Linked DNA regions of Mus musculus: region 1 is linked to region 2. A link is a loop called in an ENCODE intact Hi-C map of the cell type or tissue named here. Cell type or tissue: heart. All regions are shown on one strand.

The links. A loop is a pair of places that touch in the nucleus more often than their neighbours do. Peaks named below come from ENCODE experiments on the same cell type or tissue, not always from the same donor. Only the 100,000 strongest peaks of a DNase experiment are listed, where the experiment ranks them.
Region 1: a loop joins it to region 2, with 2.1 times the contacts of the local background. A loop is called at or near these places in 5 of 42 quality-filtered maps.

Annotation. Positions count from the first base shown.
Region 1 is chr15:58,071,798-58,079,797 of GRCm38, reverse strand. It overlaps Zhx1 (zinc fingers and homeoboxes 1), which reads left to right and starts at 3,290. Exons shown (of 4, transcript NM_009572.4): 1 at 3,290-3,641. In heart, no CTCF peak of the experiment used is centred here; DNase peaks (open chromatin) are centred at 3,057 and 3,527; H3K4me3 peaks cover 2,848 bases; H3K27ac peaks cover 2,163 bases.
Region 2 is chr15:57,974,200-57,982,199 of GRCm38, reverse strand. It overlaps n-TMcat16 (a tRNA gene), which reads left to right and starts at 6,145; the gene lies at 6,145-6,217. LOC115488500 (a long non-coding RNA gene) reads left to right here and starts at 4,854. Exons shown (of 3, transcript XR_003951568.1): 1 at 4,854-4,977; 2 at 5,484-5,843; 3 at 5,945-8,000. In heart, a CTCF peak has its summit at 4,966; DNase peaks (open chromatin) are centred at 1,329, 5,129, 6,129, 6,429 and 1 weaker place; H3K4me3 peaks cover 2,465 bases; H3K27ac peaks cover 2,402 bases.

The DNA of each region.
Region 1 (8,000 bases), 98 kb before region 2:
CTCTGTGAGCTCAAGGCCAGCCTAGTTTACAAAGTGAGTTCAAGGACAGCTGTGCTACATAGTGAGATAAACACACACACACACACACACACACACACACACACACACACACACACACTGCTGTTTTGTGTTTTCCAGACTGTTTAGTGTAGACTTTTTTTTTTTTTTGTAGAAATAAATTTATACCCTAATAGGTAGACCAACCTAGGTGGCACCATGATTCAGTTATAAAGCCTAACAATATGTTACTCTTCAACTCCATATGCAGAAGTTAGATTTTCTTGTCCTGGGTTCCCAGCTATACTTCTGTGCTAGAGAAAGGAGTGGGGCAGGGGGAGGATTTTTATAACTGTCAGGAGGAGCACAGTACTCATTTCTCCAGCCATTACCATACGTTTATTATTTACATGGAACGTGCAGTTAGAGGAACAGGAAAGGACTTGTCCTAAAGCTGACTTTGAAAGCTTGTTTGGGGGAACAACATTTAGAATGATCATCTTTTGTTGTTGTTGTTCACCCTCTGAACTAGCCATCAGAGAATTGTGGGACCTTTCCATTAGGGCATATTTCTCAAGCTCCCCTAACTATAGTCAAATGTTTAAAGTGTCTTAGTTTGATGTATTTTTGGTCTGTTTTATGGTATCATGTTTTAAAAACTGCCCCCCCCCAAGGGTAGAAAGAAGAAAAAGAACAACAGAGGGACGTGCCTACAAACAGAGCTGCTGGAAGTCTGTTCCTCAGACCAGGCTGGCGTTTACCACTTTTTATTCCAAGGGCTTCATTTTCTCCCAACACTCTCTTCAGTGTTCCAAAGGTGGGGTGGGCTCTGAAGAGCAAAAGCGCTGTGCTTTTTAGAACCCTACTGAACGACTTCTCATCTCTAACAGGGCTGAAGTCTTGTCATGCTCGTCTGGGGATGACAAGCCGCCAAGTTTGTGCATAAAAACTCTAGGCTTCTCACTGTGCCAATCCGCGGTTAAAACTCACTTCTGGAGCTGCGCAGCTGTTAAAATCAGTCATATTTACAATTTTTATAAATGAGTTTATTTTAATAGAAACAAGTTACCCTGTAAGCGTGGTCTCTAAACAGATTTATGTGGGCTGGCACAATCTGCTATGGGAAACATATATGCATATTGCTTAAGTCTGCAACGTTCTCTCTCTCTCTCTCTCTCTCTCTCTCTCTCTCTCTCTCTCTCTCTCTCAAGTGCTGGTAACAGTCTTGCTTTGTGCAAGGATGCCAGATAATTGGCAGCACTTCAGCCAGGGATACTGTTCCCAGCACTGTGCTATTGAAATTGTTTTCCTGGACAGAAATGCCCTGTGGGAGTGACCTTAAATTGGGAGGCTTTGGGGAGTGAAACAGGCTGGCTGCTTTAGAGAGAGAGGGATAAGACTATAAACTAGTGCTAAAAAGGAGGAATAAGAAAAGGGAAACAGAGAGAGAGAGAGAGAGAGAGAGCTAGAAAGCGAAGTCCATATGCCTCAGCCACTTCAGATTCTCCTCAATTTTCACTTTGATGTATTCTATGAGCATGTGTTTTTGCCTAGCATCTAGTCTGTAAGATCCTGGAAGACAGAACAGAGCCTTCCGGATCCATGGCTTCCACATCTATGATTCAACCAACTGTGGATCAAAATGTTCAGGAAAAAAAAAATCATGCATCTCTGCTGAACGAGTCAACTTTTTTTCTTGTCTCGGTATGTTAAACAGTTACAGTACAGCAGCTCTTTGCCTGGTGTCTACATCATCCTAATAGAGATGAGGTAAATTCCATCGGGGCATGTGCACAGATTATATGCAAATTCCATACCAGTTTATTTAAGGGACTTGAACAACACTCTATTTGGGTATCATGGAGGGTTCCAGAACAATCCCTTTTAGATACCAACGGACAACAGGATGGCCTTACTCAGTTTTACATCTCCTTTAGTGTCCGGCACATGTGGTCCTCAAAAAGCAAATGGTTGAATGCATGAACAAAAGGTTGAATATCTGAATTTAAAATATTTTCTTTGTTCAGAGTTAAATCCTAAACTGGGATTCTCAGTGGACCTGGAACTGTCTTTGGGGTGAGCATAAACTGGTGTGTGTGTGTGTAACTTTTTGTCTTGTATTTTTCTTATGAGGGATACATAAATACATTGTGTATTTAAACACATTGTGTATTAAATACATTGTGGAGAATGCATTGTTTTATTTTACTGATGTTAGTACTGTATTATAAATACTTTCCATTAAACCACTTTCTATTAAAAACTACACTGATTTCTTAAATTCTTTGTATAAGTAGTTTGCATTCTGAATTTAGTTTCAAGGGGCTTGAGCGCTATTAATTTTTGTTTTAAGAATGGGCCGAGAGTGGGACAGGGTTGGGTTCCTCTGCTGGTGAGACCATTAAGCCTCAGCATACACAAGTTTTAGAATTTTAGGATGCAACTAAATATTGTGCACGTTGATATCAGCAGCCAGGTCTTCCCTTCATGTAAATGCAGAGTGCAAATTTTCGGGCTGGTGTGGCTTGGTGGAGCTCTGCTATCAAAACACAAAAGGGTCCATGACTGGAATGGGGGTGGGGACTAAACATCCAGGCGCCAAAGAGTTCTCTTACGTCCGTCCGGAGCGGCGAGTACAGGAGCGAACACTCGGAGTGGTTTCCTTTCGCCCTCGTTTGTTATATTCAATGGAACAATGACGAGAGGGCTGAAGGGCAGAGGTGGGGAAGACGCTGAGGTCCTCGGCTGGCCGCGCTGCGGGGCTGGTGCCCACTGCGGAGAGCTCGGCTTCAGTCAGTGGCTCTCCGGGGAAAGAGGGACGGCAGCAGGAAGCAGAGGCGGGAGGCTCCAAGTGGGGCCACACTTAACTTTTCCCGTCCAAAGCTGGAACTACGGGGCTCCTGCTGGACTCGGGCTAGGAAGAGGCGGAGCAGCGGCTGACAGGAGCGCGGGACTGTTGACAGCGGGTGGGGGCGCGGCTGGCATCCAGAGGGCGCTGCCAAGGAGGAGCCGAGAGTGACAGTGGGCGTGGCTTAGGGAGGGGCGGGGCCTTAGGACGCCGGCTCCGGGAGAGATGGGGTTGGTTTCGGAGGACCTAGGCAGTTTCAAGGGAAGAAAGCGACCGAGGTCGCGGGAGGCGGGGTCCGACTTCTGACGACCGCTGGCCGAGCAATCGCTTGAACGGGGCGGAGCCTCGCAGGCCCTGGAGGAGGAGCTTCTCGCGACGGGGCGTGGCTTCTAGTGACAGAGGCGTGGCCCCCTCCTGACAGGGGGCGTGACTCTCCCTGACAGAGGGCGGGGCGGCGCACACCTCCCGCAGCGCCCGGTTCTAGAGGAGCGGCCTGGGTCGCATCCCAGAGGAGCGGCGGAGTCCTCGAGTGGGGTGCCCGGCTCGTCCCCGCCTCGGCTGGCTCCTCCTCGCGGCCCTTGTGGGTTCAGGGAGCGGAGTCTCTCTCGCACCCTGGCCTGGCCTCTCGGCGCTTCTGCCGGGCTGCAGAGCTCCGTGGGGGGCCCCCTCGCGCGAGGGCCCTCCGAGTGGTTCCGGGGTTAGGGTTCACGGGTCAGAGTTGACTCCCTGAAAAGTGCAGTCGCTCTGAAATGCAAGATGGCGGCGGCGAGGCGCTGAGGCGAGGCGGCCCCTGCAGGTAGCTGCGCGAGCGGGCTGGGGACTGGGCCTCGCGGTTGCGGGTGGAACCCGAGCAGGAACTCGCGGCGGGTAGGGAAGCCGAGAGGCGCGGGCGCTGGCGCGACACGGGACGGGGCAGCAGCGGGACACAGACACCCCCCCCCTCTTCGGGACCCAGCCCACGGTGCTGGGGCACGCAAGATCGGACCCGGGGGGAACTGGGCCTGCCCCGCGGCGGGGCGGACGGAGTCGCAGCTCCCGGATTCTCTCGGGGGTTGTCAGAGCGAGGACGGAGCTCTGGGTGGAGGGTTTGGAGGGAAAGCCCCAGCGCCTTGGTTGGGAGAGCACTGAGTAACTTGGGGGCGCAGAGGGGATGGGGAGCCGGTCTCCCTGGGGGGAAGGACGTCTCTGGGACAGCGGACCCTAACTACCGTGCGGGTCCTGGGGAAGATCTCCAGCGTTGGGCCTCCGGAGGCGTGAGGCCACCTCGTGGGGACACGGCGCAGCCCCCCTCTGAAGAGTCAGCCAAGGATCTCCGGCTGGACTGTAGCGCACTGGCTTTGGGGTCGGAGCAACGGGAAACCTCAGCAGAGAAGACTCAGGAGTTGCATCCCCAAGAAGTATAGTGCGAAGTATATTTTGAGGAAGAGCAGGCTTTTAGGGGAGAAGTTCATTAAAGAGGGTGGAAACACACTTGTCTCTGCTTAGGTAGTGGAGCGGGAGTGCAGACTTGGGAGAGCGATGGACCAGAGGAAACTCCAAGCCTTGGGGCTTAAAGGGAATTGGCTAGGAGGGAATAAAAAGGACTGGGGTCTGATGGCAGGAAAGCCGAGCCCTGACTCATTTCTTGTGTATTTACACCGAAGTTCCAAGAGAGGGACTTAGAATTCTTTGTTTCGGTACTCCAAAGGTACCAGTAAGAAACGAACCAAACGGAAGAATAAGATTCTGTTTGCTATCCTTAGCTTACTCTGGGCAAAGCAATTGGAAAACTGAATGTAGAGAAGAAGCATAGATAAAGTAGGAATGCTCACAGTACTTTTCTGTCACTAACCCTTCTCTAAAAGACAAGACCAAAACAAACCAAGAAGAGATAAAATTTAGGAGGAAATTATGAGAAAGGCCGATTGAGAAGTTGTGACATTTTTAGGGTGGGATTCCATGCAATTCGAAGAAGCAATTCTCTCGGAGATTAATATTATGGCAAATGAAAATCCGGAAGGACCACTCCTTCCCCAGGAAAAGACTGTGTATTGTGGGGTACACAAGTACACCTTTCTATTTGTGGTGCTGGTCATTGTATTTCAGAAGTCTTTGTCCTAACACTTTAATTTGTATGCAGTAGTAATTACCTGTTTCTTTTTAAAATGCCTTGAAAAAGTCATTATTTCAAACTGGCAGTGGGGATTAATAGAAGTTTGTTCAAACAAGGCTACTGGCACATAGATTATTTCTAAAGAAGCAATTCTGATTCCAGATTTTAAGCGAAGGAAAGAAAGGCTGAGTGCTGCCAGGGACAGTAGTTGGGTAACAGGGCATATAAGGAAAAGGACATTCATGAATATTTTTTATCTTAGTTTCTCTCTCCATCCTCCAAGCATTTTAAAAGTATACAGACTAATTTTAGGCAAAGTAAAATGCATAATCTTAGATTTTGTTTTGAATTGAAGTTTCAAAACATAGCCTAGTCTGGCCTTGATGCCATGGCAGTCCTCCTGCCTCTTCCTTGTCAGTGCTGGGATTACAAGTGTGTACCACCATCTCAATCTTAGATACTAATTTTTTACATTTTTGTTTATTTGTGTTTGAGTGCAGTTATGTGCACATCCCACTGCCTGCATGTGGAGGTCAGACGACAACTTTCAGGAGTTCTGGGTAGCAGACTCAGGTTGTCAGGCTTGGTGGTAAATGTTTTTACTGACCAAACACCTCACTGACCCTTAGGCATTTTTGTTAATATAGAATTTATAGTATTTTATTTATCAATGATTTTTTTTATAGAACTACCTCTTGATATGTTTTATTTGACTGCTTAGATTAAAATGAGAAAAAAGCCGGGCATGATGGCACATGCCTTTAATCCTAGCACTTGGGAGGCAGAGGCAGGCGGATTTCTGAGTTCGAGGCCAACCTGGTCTAAAAAAGTGAATTCCAGGACAGCCAGGGCTACACAGAGAAACCCTGTCTCGAAACAAACAAACAAACAAAATGAGAAAAAATAAACTCCAAGAGTCCTAGTGACTTCCGTAACTTATGACAGTCCTGAGCCATTTGTACATTCTCAAAAGAGCTTAATGTTTTTGGTAGAGATGCTTTAAACATACAGGTCAGGTATAACCAGCTTATAGCTCAGCATTTGGAACACCAACTTTAACTATGTGCTGTTCTTTGCTTTTCCCACAGTGCATATAGCTCTAGTGTTATACTCACTTCTGAACAGATTAGTCTGGCAAACCAGAGAGGCATACATAGATACCAGATGGTTTGAAAATATGCTAAGGCTGAAAACATAAATGTGTCTGTGTAGAAGATGCTCATCGGTAGCTTCGTCTCCAAGCATCTGAACTTGCTTGGCTTGAGGGTAGGACACGAAAGATGTCACAGTGGTTTTACCTTTCAGGATTCTTGGTTTTGCTGAAAAGGAGCAGAGGTTTGCTGTCTTACTAATGTAGTTGATAGCATACACATGGAGGCTTGTTTCAAAGAGTTCCTGTTTTGTTTAATTCACACTCATATGGAAAAGTGATGTGATGAGGTATTTTCTCTTTTACTGTCATGCACTCTTTTTTTAAAAGTTTATTTATTTATAAGTGCTCTACTACATGTGCACCTGCATGACAGAAGAGGGCATCAGATTCCTTTATAGATGGCCATGAGCCACCATGTGGGGGCTGGGAATTGAACTCAGGACCTGTGGAAGAATAGCCAGTGCTCTTAACTGCTGAGCCATCTCTCCAGACCCTACTTTCATGCACTCTTTTTAAAAAGTTATAATATTGCTTGTGTTTGGGCATTTTGTCTACATGTATATCTGTGCACCGTGATATGCAGTGCCCTCAGAGGGCAGAGGAGGTGGCTGGATCCCGTGGAACTGGAGGTATAGGCAGATGTGAGCCTTCATGTTGGTGCTGGGAATTGAACCCAGGTCCTCTCTCCTCTGGAAGGACAGCCAATACTTTTAAGGACTGAGCCTCTCTCCAGATCTTGGTCATGTTCTTAAAAGATATTCAGCCTGGCAGTGGTGGCACATGTATTTAGTCTCAGCTTTTGGGAGACAGTGGCAGGTGAATCTCTGAGTTCAAGGCCAGCCTGGTTCAACAGAATGAGTCTAGGGCTAATCTTGTCATTTTATATCATCTGTGTTCTTCAATGTATGTGCCATGAAGAGACACACATATACACACAGATGTTTAACTGATATGTACCTTTGGCCTAAACAAGTACAATGATACATTTTAGAAAACAAATATATATTGGCAGTTTCAGAATGACTTTTGTTCAAGGAGGTCAGCTGAATAAATGTTTGTTTATGTGTGTTTTTAAGTCCTATCCTTGCTATATAGCTCAGACTGGCCTGGAACTTTCAATCCTCCCGCCTCTGTCTCCTTCTCCTGAGTACTATAATTATAAACACATAGCTAAGTTTGAATAGTTTTGTTTTGTTTTGTTTTGGAGAGGGTCTCATGTAGCCCAGGCTGACTCAAGCTCCTTATGTAGCCAAGGAGGTAATTGAACTGCTCTTCCTAACCCAACCTACTGAAAAAAATCTAGGGTTACCATTGTGCTCTGAGGGCCAGTTTATGTTGTGCTGGGAACTGAGTCCCTAAGGCCTTGCATTCTATGTGAGTCCTCTATTAACAATAGCCCTGAGAAATTATTTTTGTTGGGTTTTCATTTTCAGTTTTTAAATTTAGAATTAAAAAATTCATATCAGAGCTTATTTTGAAACAGCAGTAATAGTAGCTATAAATGTATATATGTAAATGTATATTTATTATGTAAAATAAAGCTGTCAGGGCACTAGAAGATGGCTCAGTGGATGAATACTTGCTGCTAATCACCTTAATTTGATTCTCAGAACCCCTTTAGTACTCTGGTCTAAAGAAGGGAAATGGACTTCTAAAAGTTGTCTTCTGCACCATGGCATGTGCCATCCTTCCAAATATATACACAAGTAAATAAATAGATATTAAAATAATAGCTATCATTAATTATAGGTGATGGATATTTTTTATATGATTTGAGTCCCCCTTTTCCTCTTCCTCAATATGCATTTCTCCTTTTTGGTTGTCATGAAAGGACATAGGATGCTTTGATATTTGCGGATATTTACTTATAGTTATGCCTCCCTCCTATCCTAAATGTTTACTTTCATCTA
Region 2 (8,000 bases):
ACCACTAAGTCCTTCCAAAGTCACAGACAGCTTCCCCTCCATCAGCCCTGATAAGCCACCTATCACTTTCCTGTCTCTAAAACATTTTGCTTGTCCCTGGGTGTCACATAATTAGAAGTACACAGGGTTAGATCTCCGCATCTGGCTTCTGGCTTATTTTGCTTAGCATAATGCATTGTGATTCACCTATCTGTGCATCGGTAGCCATTGTCTAGATGTACCATAGTTTGTTTATCCAGTTCCCAGCGAAAGGACATTGGGTTCTCACTTGATAGGTTTAAGAATAAAGCCACTACAAATGATTGTATGCAGAATTTCATCTAAACCAAGTTTGTATCAATTGGGTAAATATCTAGGACACTATTTCTAAGTTCCACGGTAGATGTTTTTTATGACTTTGTAAGAAACTGCTGCGCTGTCTTGCAAAGACTGACTTTATGCCCATCAGCAATGAAGGAGACTTTGGTTGCTCCACACTGCTGATGCAAGTGTGTGCCCACCTGCTGAGTGTGTGGAAGCCAGAGGTTAGTGTCAGGATGTTTTCTTCCATTTCGTCTCCATCTTTTCTTCAGGTCTCCTTTAGCTTGGAGCTCTCTGATTCGGCTATACTGCTTGGCTATTGAGCCTCCTGGAATCTGCTTGTCTCTGCTCTCCCAGGGCAGGGGCTACAGATGCATAAGCACCACACTTGCTACTTCACCTGAGTTCTGGGGTCTCAACTCCGGTTCTCATGCTTGCACGGAAAGCATTTTATCCGGTGAGCCATCTCCCCACTTGTGGTGTATAAATTTTAAGAAATGACATCATGCGTTGCTGATGACCACACTTATACAGTTTGCAGACCCAGTGGCAAAACACAAACATGGAGTCCCTTGTTCAGAAGAGAAGGAAAGAAAATACTATTGGAGTTACTGACTTTCTGTGGTCTTTCTCTTGGCTTCTAGTAGGCTGTTTGGTCTGCTTTTTAAATTTGTTCTTGGATGTTTTCCTGTGTTCTGGGGTGTGTTTGTATTCATATTCTGAGCAGAGACAAAGGTCTAGATGCACACAGGACTCTCTCACAGGCTCAGGCTCGGGGTCGCACCGCTGCTGCTATAAATGAGGGAATGCCAACTGACTTCTGTGGTTCTGGGAAGCTGACCAAGAACGCACTCCCCACCGGGACCCAGACCTTCTAAGAAGAGTCACTTTATAACCAGATTTTCTCTCTGGCTATTGATGGAAGCCGCTAAGACAGATGAAGCAACTCTGTCAAGCATAATTGTGCAATCCAAGCACAACACGGTGGTTGAAGGAAGGTCTGGGAGCCGATGTCACTGATAGGAACTGAAAGCCCTGTGAGCTGGCACGCCAAAGCCACACACCCATTAGCTTTGTGAACCGGGGCCTCATGGCTTTGTGTGTGTGCTGACAGGAGACACTGCCCCTCACAGCTGTTGTTATAGGGCTGGTACTGGAACAAAACTTATCCTGTTCTGGGTCTGATCTTGGAAGGAGCAGGCCCAGAGTTGGGCCTCAGGGCTGCTGCACCCACCACCTGTCTCATCAGGCAGTAGGAGAGGAGTGGGTGGCTCCTTTCAGGAGAGTGTTAACCCTTTCTTCTCTGGCTGTCCTGCCCATCCAGAACATGGAGAGTCATAGTACCTATGACTCTGCTTCTGGATAATTTAGTGGAAAGGTTCATTTGGACAACAACAACAACAACAACAACAACAGTCCCATTGTGCACATTGTGCAACGTTGTAACTCTTCCATCCCATGAAAACAGAGGCACAGAAGGGAACCAGCCCTGCCTGCAAAGGTAGATCTGTTTCTCTGCAGCAGGGGGATGTCTCAAATGTCTCTTGCCATCAATCTTCAAATGTTCCCAGTTTCCACAGAGGTACAGCCTGCTCTGCTGCCAGGAAAGACAGCAGGTAAGAAACCATCAACACAGAGGATCCCTGTCTCACAAACAAACAAAGGAAAGGGGGGAAGGAAGGAAGGGAGGGAGGAAGGAAAGAAGGAAGGAAAAGGAAGAAACCATTAAGCCAGGCAGTGAGATGGATCAGCCAGCTGGTAAAAGGTGATTGCCACCAAGCCTAATGACCTGAGTTCAGTCCCCTGGATTCCCAAGATAGAAGAAGTATGGCTTTAAGACACACACACACACACACACACACACACACACACTGAATAAATATAAAGAACTAACCTAGGCCTATGGGGGCTCACAGAGACCGGGCCACCAACCAGGAAATATGCAGGCACTGGACCTGGACTCCCTACACGTTGTAGTAAACGTTCAGCTCTGCTTTCATGCGGGTCCCCTAACATGTGGAGCCAGGGTCTCGGTCTCTGTTCCTTGACATTGGATCCCCTTCCCCCTACCTGGACTGGTTGGGCTTCAGTGGGAAAGAATGCACCCAGTCCTGCTGGGACTAGATGTCTCAGAGTGGTCCCAAGGCCCCCCTCTCCCCCTTCTTTGAGGAGGAGAGGGGACAAGGGGCAATGGGGCGAAGGGACTTGTAAGGGTGGGACTGGGACAAGAGGCAGGGGGGCTGTGATCGGAATGTAAAGTGAATAAAAATAAATAAATTATTGGAGGAAATAAATAAATAAATATAAAGGAATGTAAGAAAGCAAAGGGAAAAAAAAGCATGAAAACAAGCATGGGGCCTTGAAATGAAGCAATCAAGCAAACATGCCCCTGAACCGTGGTGAATGTTACAGTCAGGAAGAGGGCAGGGTCCGTGAGAACACAGCACAGAGGAGCTCCACCCAGCTCAAGGGCAGATGCCTCAGGAATGATGAGAGGGGATGAGGGGGGTGTCTGCCTGTGTGGGGGGAGGGTGAGATGGGCCCTGGAGGTACCCGAGGATGTGGCTCCTAGTGGGAGGGTGAGCCAGGCCCTGAAGGTACCCGAGGATGTGGCTCCTCTTTGTGGTAGAGCCATGAGGTTTTGGGGGGATACGGTCAAAGTCACTGTAACATTAGTAATGGCCACTCTAGTCTCAGGGAGCCTATCGAGCGCTTTGGGGAACATCTGGCCAACAGCAGGGGTAAGGCTGCTTCATTCTTGGATGCTGCCAGTAACAACAGGCTGCCTCCTGCCTAGCTGTCCGTTCATCAAGCTGAACCCAGGCTGGGGGGACTGAAGCCTTCTGATGCCCTGGACAAAGAGCTGTTCCCCTCAGGGCGCATCTGAACAGCCTGCCTTCACACCCCTCGTCTCTTTGCCTCTGCTCCCTCTCTTTGCCGGGATGGCTTCTCCCTTCCATCTGTCTTGTTATAGTCAGAATAAAAGATGAGACTCCTGCGAGCCTAACCAAGGCCAGCCAGGCAGGTTGCCAACCCCAACTGTAAGAGGTCAGCGTGTGGGAAGAGGGGGTGCTTTCCGTATCCCAGAGGATGACAGCATAGTGTCCGACCCTGAGGGCCTCCTCCTCTCTCAGTTCTCAACTCTCCTCTGTTTCTTCTTAGTTGAAGCAGAGGTCACGGGAAGGAGGCAGGAGTCCTAGTATGCAGGCATTTGGAGCCAACTCTTCTGACCTCTGTTCCAGCTGAGCAGTCACTACTGGGGACTGTATGAGGAAAGAGCAGGCAGAGGCCAGGCCAGACAGAGGTGGCTCTTAAGCTAGGTACAGTCCCTGTCGAACCGATGGAGACAATGAGCTGAGGGTGAGACAGAAGTACAGAGAGAGCGAGGTGTTAAAAGTCTCAGTCATTCCTACCAGCTGACCTTCTGGTCTTGACCTTTGGGTAAATGGAAACTTGTCCCTGGGGTGAGAGGACAGGAATGAACCTATTCTTCTTTTAATCTGCCCACAAGTTCTTCAGTCTTCCGCTATCCAACACATCAATACAACTCTGCTGTGTTTGTTACTAACAAAACTTAGATCTTCTGGAATTTGAAGACTTTTCTGTGACACCTAGAGCCACCTTCGTGGTAGCATGAATAATAAAAGGTCTCTCACTGACTTGGATGTTGGATTAAAGTGTCTGCAGGACTTGGTCCTCCCTGGGTCCCCTTATTGGCTGTGGATAGATGGCTGTCTTCCCCCTGCACCCTTCTAGGTGTTCCCTCCGTGTGCACTCGGTCCTCCTTTCTCATAGACACTCCAGGCAGTTATAAAGATCAAGGAAGAGGCACACGCATTACTAGGTGTGATGGCTATTCTTGATTGTTAACTACACCCGGAGTTAACTAAAACCCAAGCGGCTAGTGTGGTGGCTTGAATAGAAATGTCCCCCAAAGACTCATGTGTTTGAATGCTTGGCCCATAGGGAGGTGTGGTCTTGTTGGAGTGGGTGTGGCCTTGTTAGAATAGGTGTGGCTTTGTTAAAGGAACTATGTCACTAGCTGGGAACCTGGAGCACACTGGCCTGCAGCCAGATCAACAGGTTGGAGAGTGTCCCTTCCAGGCAGCTCAACTGGTCTGAGAGTGTCTTTCTCTGCATCACTTCCTTCCTGCTTCTATATGCTGGGGAGAGGGAGGGATGAGGCGAGTCTTGTCAGTTTCAGGAATTTCCTGGGGCCACTGAATTGCTTACTTCCTGAGCTTAAGGAGCTTCTCTGCAGGATGGAGTTCTTACACATCAAATGACGGCTCAATACGTTTAAACATGCAGTATGGACCAGACAAGAATCCAGTTCTGTGTGTTGTGTGTAGAACACACAGTAGTAGAAACCTGTAAACTCATCTATACTGCGGGGCATCCCTTGTGCTGATTGCTTCAGGTTGCTTAGGACAGAGAATAAAAGAGCCACATGTTGGAGGCGGTGGCCAAGAAAGAAGCTGTTTCATTGGGAGAAGGAGTCAGAAAGGAGTTAAGTGGGGAAAGAATTAGCAAGTTTCAGAGGATGTGACCTTTGACCTGACAGTTGAAGGAAGAAATCCAGGTAGCAAAGTCACCTGAGCATAGAGAGGCCAGTCAGGTGGAGGCGGCCTGTGCACAGGTGGCAGTGGGAAAGGCCTGTTCCTGCAGTTCCAGAAGGTACAGCTTGGAACACTTGGTCAGCTATGGGTCTGAGAAATGACACACTCACTTCCAGCCAAGCCTGTAGTCCCGTGGGATGCGGGGCACCATCCACCTTGTATTTTGGACTCTGTGCACACAAAGCCAGAGGTTCATTCTGGGGCCTCCCTGAGGAGTGCACTTGCTGCAGGAACCAGGAAGCTGGGCATGTGTTCACACACCCAAAGGTTCCCTTCTGTCTTTGATAGTGAGTGGGACCCTGTTTTAGTTACAGTTCTCTTGCTGTGAGAAGACACCTTAAGCAAGGCAGCGAATCAAGGAAAGCATTTAACTGGGGGCCTGCTTCCAGTTTCAGATTAGTTTATGACCACCCTGCCTGGGAACATGGTAGCAGGCAGCCTTTAGTAAGAGCGGTAGCTGGGAGCTCACATCTTATCTATAATATAGGGGCAGAGATTGAGAGACTGGGCCTGGTGTGGACCCCTCCTCTAACAAGTCCACACCTTCCAATTTTTCCTAAACAGTACACTAATGGGGACCAAGGATTCAATTATATGAGCCTACGGGGGCCGTTCTCATCCAAACGGCCACAGATCCGCATTTAAAAGAGCCAGAAGCTTTACTGAGCGGCGTGTTTGCTTCTTGAGCAATGCAGCTCAACTGGAGAGTCCCAGCTGCGTGTAGCCTTCCGGACCTGTGCCTCCTTGAGCTCCTGGGGACGTCCGGAGGAAGCCTTGCGACGAGGAGAAGTCGTGGCAGAAAGTGTGAATGCTCGTAAATTATTACCGGAGGATCCTTCTACTACCGGAGGCTCCTTTGGCTCAGTTATGCCGGGTTAGGAGTGACCGTGAGAACCCAGCATCCGGAACGAGGCCAGGAACACAGTAGGTGACCAATAAATGTGTCATACCATTATGCGCGTGTAAACTCTATACTAAAACAAGCTCACAACAGTCTCTCTCTCTTCCATGCTCTCCCTCTCCAGGACGACTTTAGCGAGCAAGCCATTGTGTCTGTTGATGGACACAGGAGAATAAAGACTAGGCGAGTGCTGCGCTGGTCGGCTGGTTTCAGAAGGGCCAGAAATTCAAGTTCTGGAAACGTTAACTAAACTCAAGCCTCTGAGCATGCGCGCTGGGCTCTCCAGCAGAGTCTTGGGATTCTGGCCGGAAGCAGCACATAGGTGCCTCGTTAGCGCAGTAGGTAGCGCGTCAGTCTCATAATCTGAAGGTCGTGAGTTCGATCCTCACACGGGGCACAATACTTTTGGCCGCTCCGGGTCTAATTTCTTGCCAGAAGGAAATTTTACTCTTTCTCCTGGAATGTCTTGCGTTGGCGAGGTGTGGAATGGCTGCCGTGTTCTAAGCGGACCTGGACCTTGAAAACAATCTGGTGATCGATGGGGTCGCGGACTGCCCCGGGGAGGGAGGCGGTCCGTTTCTGCTTGGTTCAGGAAACAGTGTGGTGCGAGGGGCGTGAAGCCGGGAGGGAGGAGGTGGGGACCCGCCCAGGCGCTCGAGGTCTCTAGGGGTCCTGGCCACTCCTGCAGGCAGCAGCCGTGCGACCACAGGTCAGATAGCAAGTCCCGTGGGGCTTGTTGGCTATCGCTCATCCTCCACCTTCCCAGCAGCTACCCTCCCGGGTTACAGCCCTTCTTCAGAGCGTCTTGGGGCAGTGGAGGGTCAGTCATTTTCTGGGGTGTGTTTACTTCAGTGGCTGATTCGGGGGCTCGGAAGACAGGCACAGATGGCCCTCTTCACTCCCTGGGATCCAAACTTCCCTGAAAACTCTCTGGATCACCACCAGCCCCCACTCTGGGTGGTAGTACGCAGTAACGTCAGTTGGTCCTCTATTAATTCCCATCGCGCCTGGCTTTTCTTTTCCTTCGTACACATCATTCCATAGTTTCCTTGGAGGAGGCTTAGAGAACACTTAGCAAGCGAACACGTGGCTCTACCACAAGGTCCTTCCTTAAGGGGACCCTGCCTTCCCTTCAACCATGAGGTTTGGGGTCTGAAATATAGGGATGACCGTAAATGGAACCGGGGCTTCAGGTCAACTGTGTGGCTCAAGTTGGACTCTGGGCCATTGGGTCTGGAGTCTTTCCTCTTACGTACACCGTTTTGTTGTTTTGATTTTTGAGACATGATTTCTCTGTGTAGCCCTGGCTGTCCTGGAACTCTCTCTGTAGACCAGGTTGGTCTCCAACTCACAGAGATCCTCCTGCCTCTACCTCCCGAGTGTTAGGATTAAAGGCATGCGCCACCATTTTAGTAGTCTGCCTGTCTCCTTCCTTAGAGACAAAACAATAACCAAGGAGCCCTAACTGATTGCCTGACTGAACCTTGCTGTCCACCGCTGACCTGGGAATTGAAAAGCCCGTTGGGTCCCTGCTACCACAGACTGCAGTCGTAGGCGTGGCATTTCTTATTGTCTGCCATCAGAGCCACAATGGACATCCTCAGCTTTGCAGACATTTCGCCTTTGCGATGTCTTACTGGAGTCTGGTTTTTGGACTCCAAGCCTGGACTTGGGAGGTGTGTGTGGGGTCATGTCATAAATCTTGGTTTCTGTTCCTGGCTTCCTAAGCTTTGAAGACCTTTATCCACACTAAGGATTCCTAAGATTTTTTTTCCACCCATGACCCCTCCCTTTTTGGCCTGAGAAATTTTACGAGAACCTGGGTTTATAAGTATATAAATACATATACAAATAAAATTTATTGAGAAGAAACCACAAATTTATTTTATTTTTAAGTTGAAAAATAACTTGACTGTGATTGGAGAATCTGAAAGATCGTGGGCTGCTTTTAGTAAGAGTGCTGTGAATGGCCACCAACACACAGCGAACCTGAGGCTTGTCAGCTTAGGTACTCTGAGGGGGGAGTTTTTAAAACCAGTCTTTAACACCAATTCTGGCTATACATATAATTTAACTCTTCTCCAGAGCTGACGGTAATGTGTTGGGTATGGTAGTGTGTGCCTGTCCTCACAGCTCTTGGCAGCTGGGGGCAGGGAAGTTCACAGTTATTCTCAGCCTCA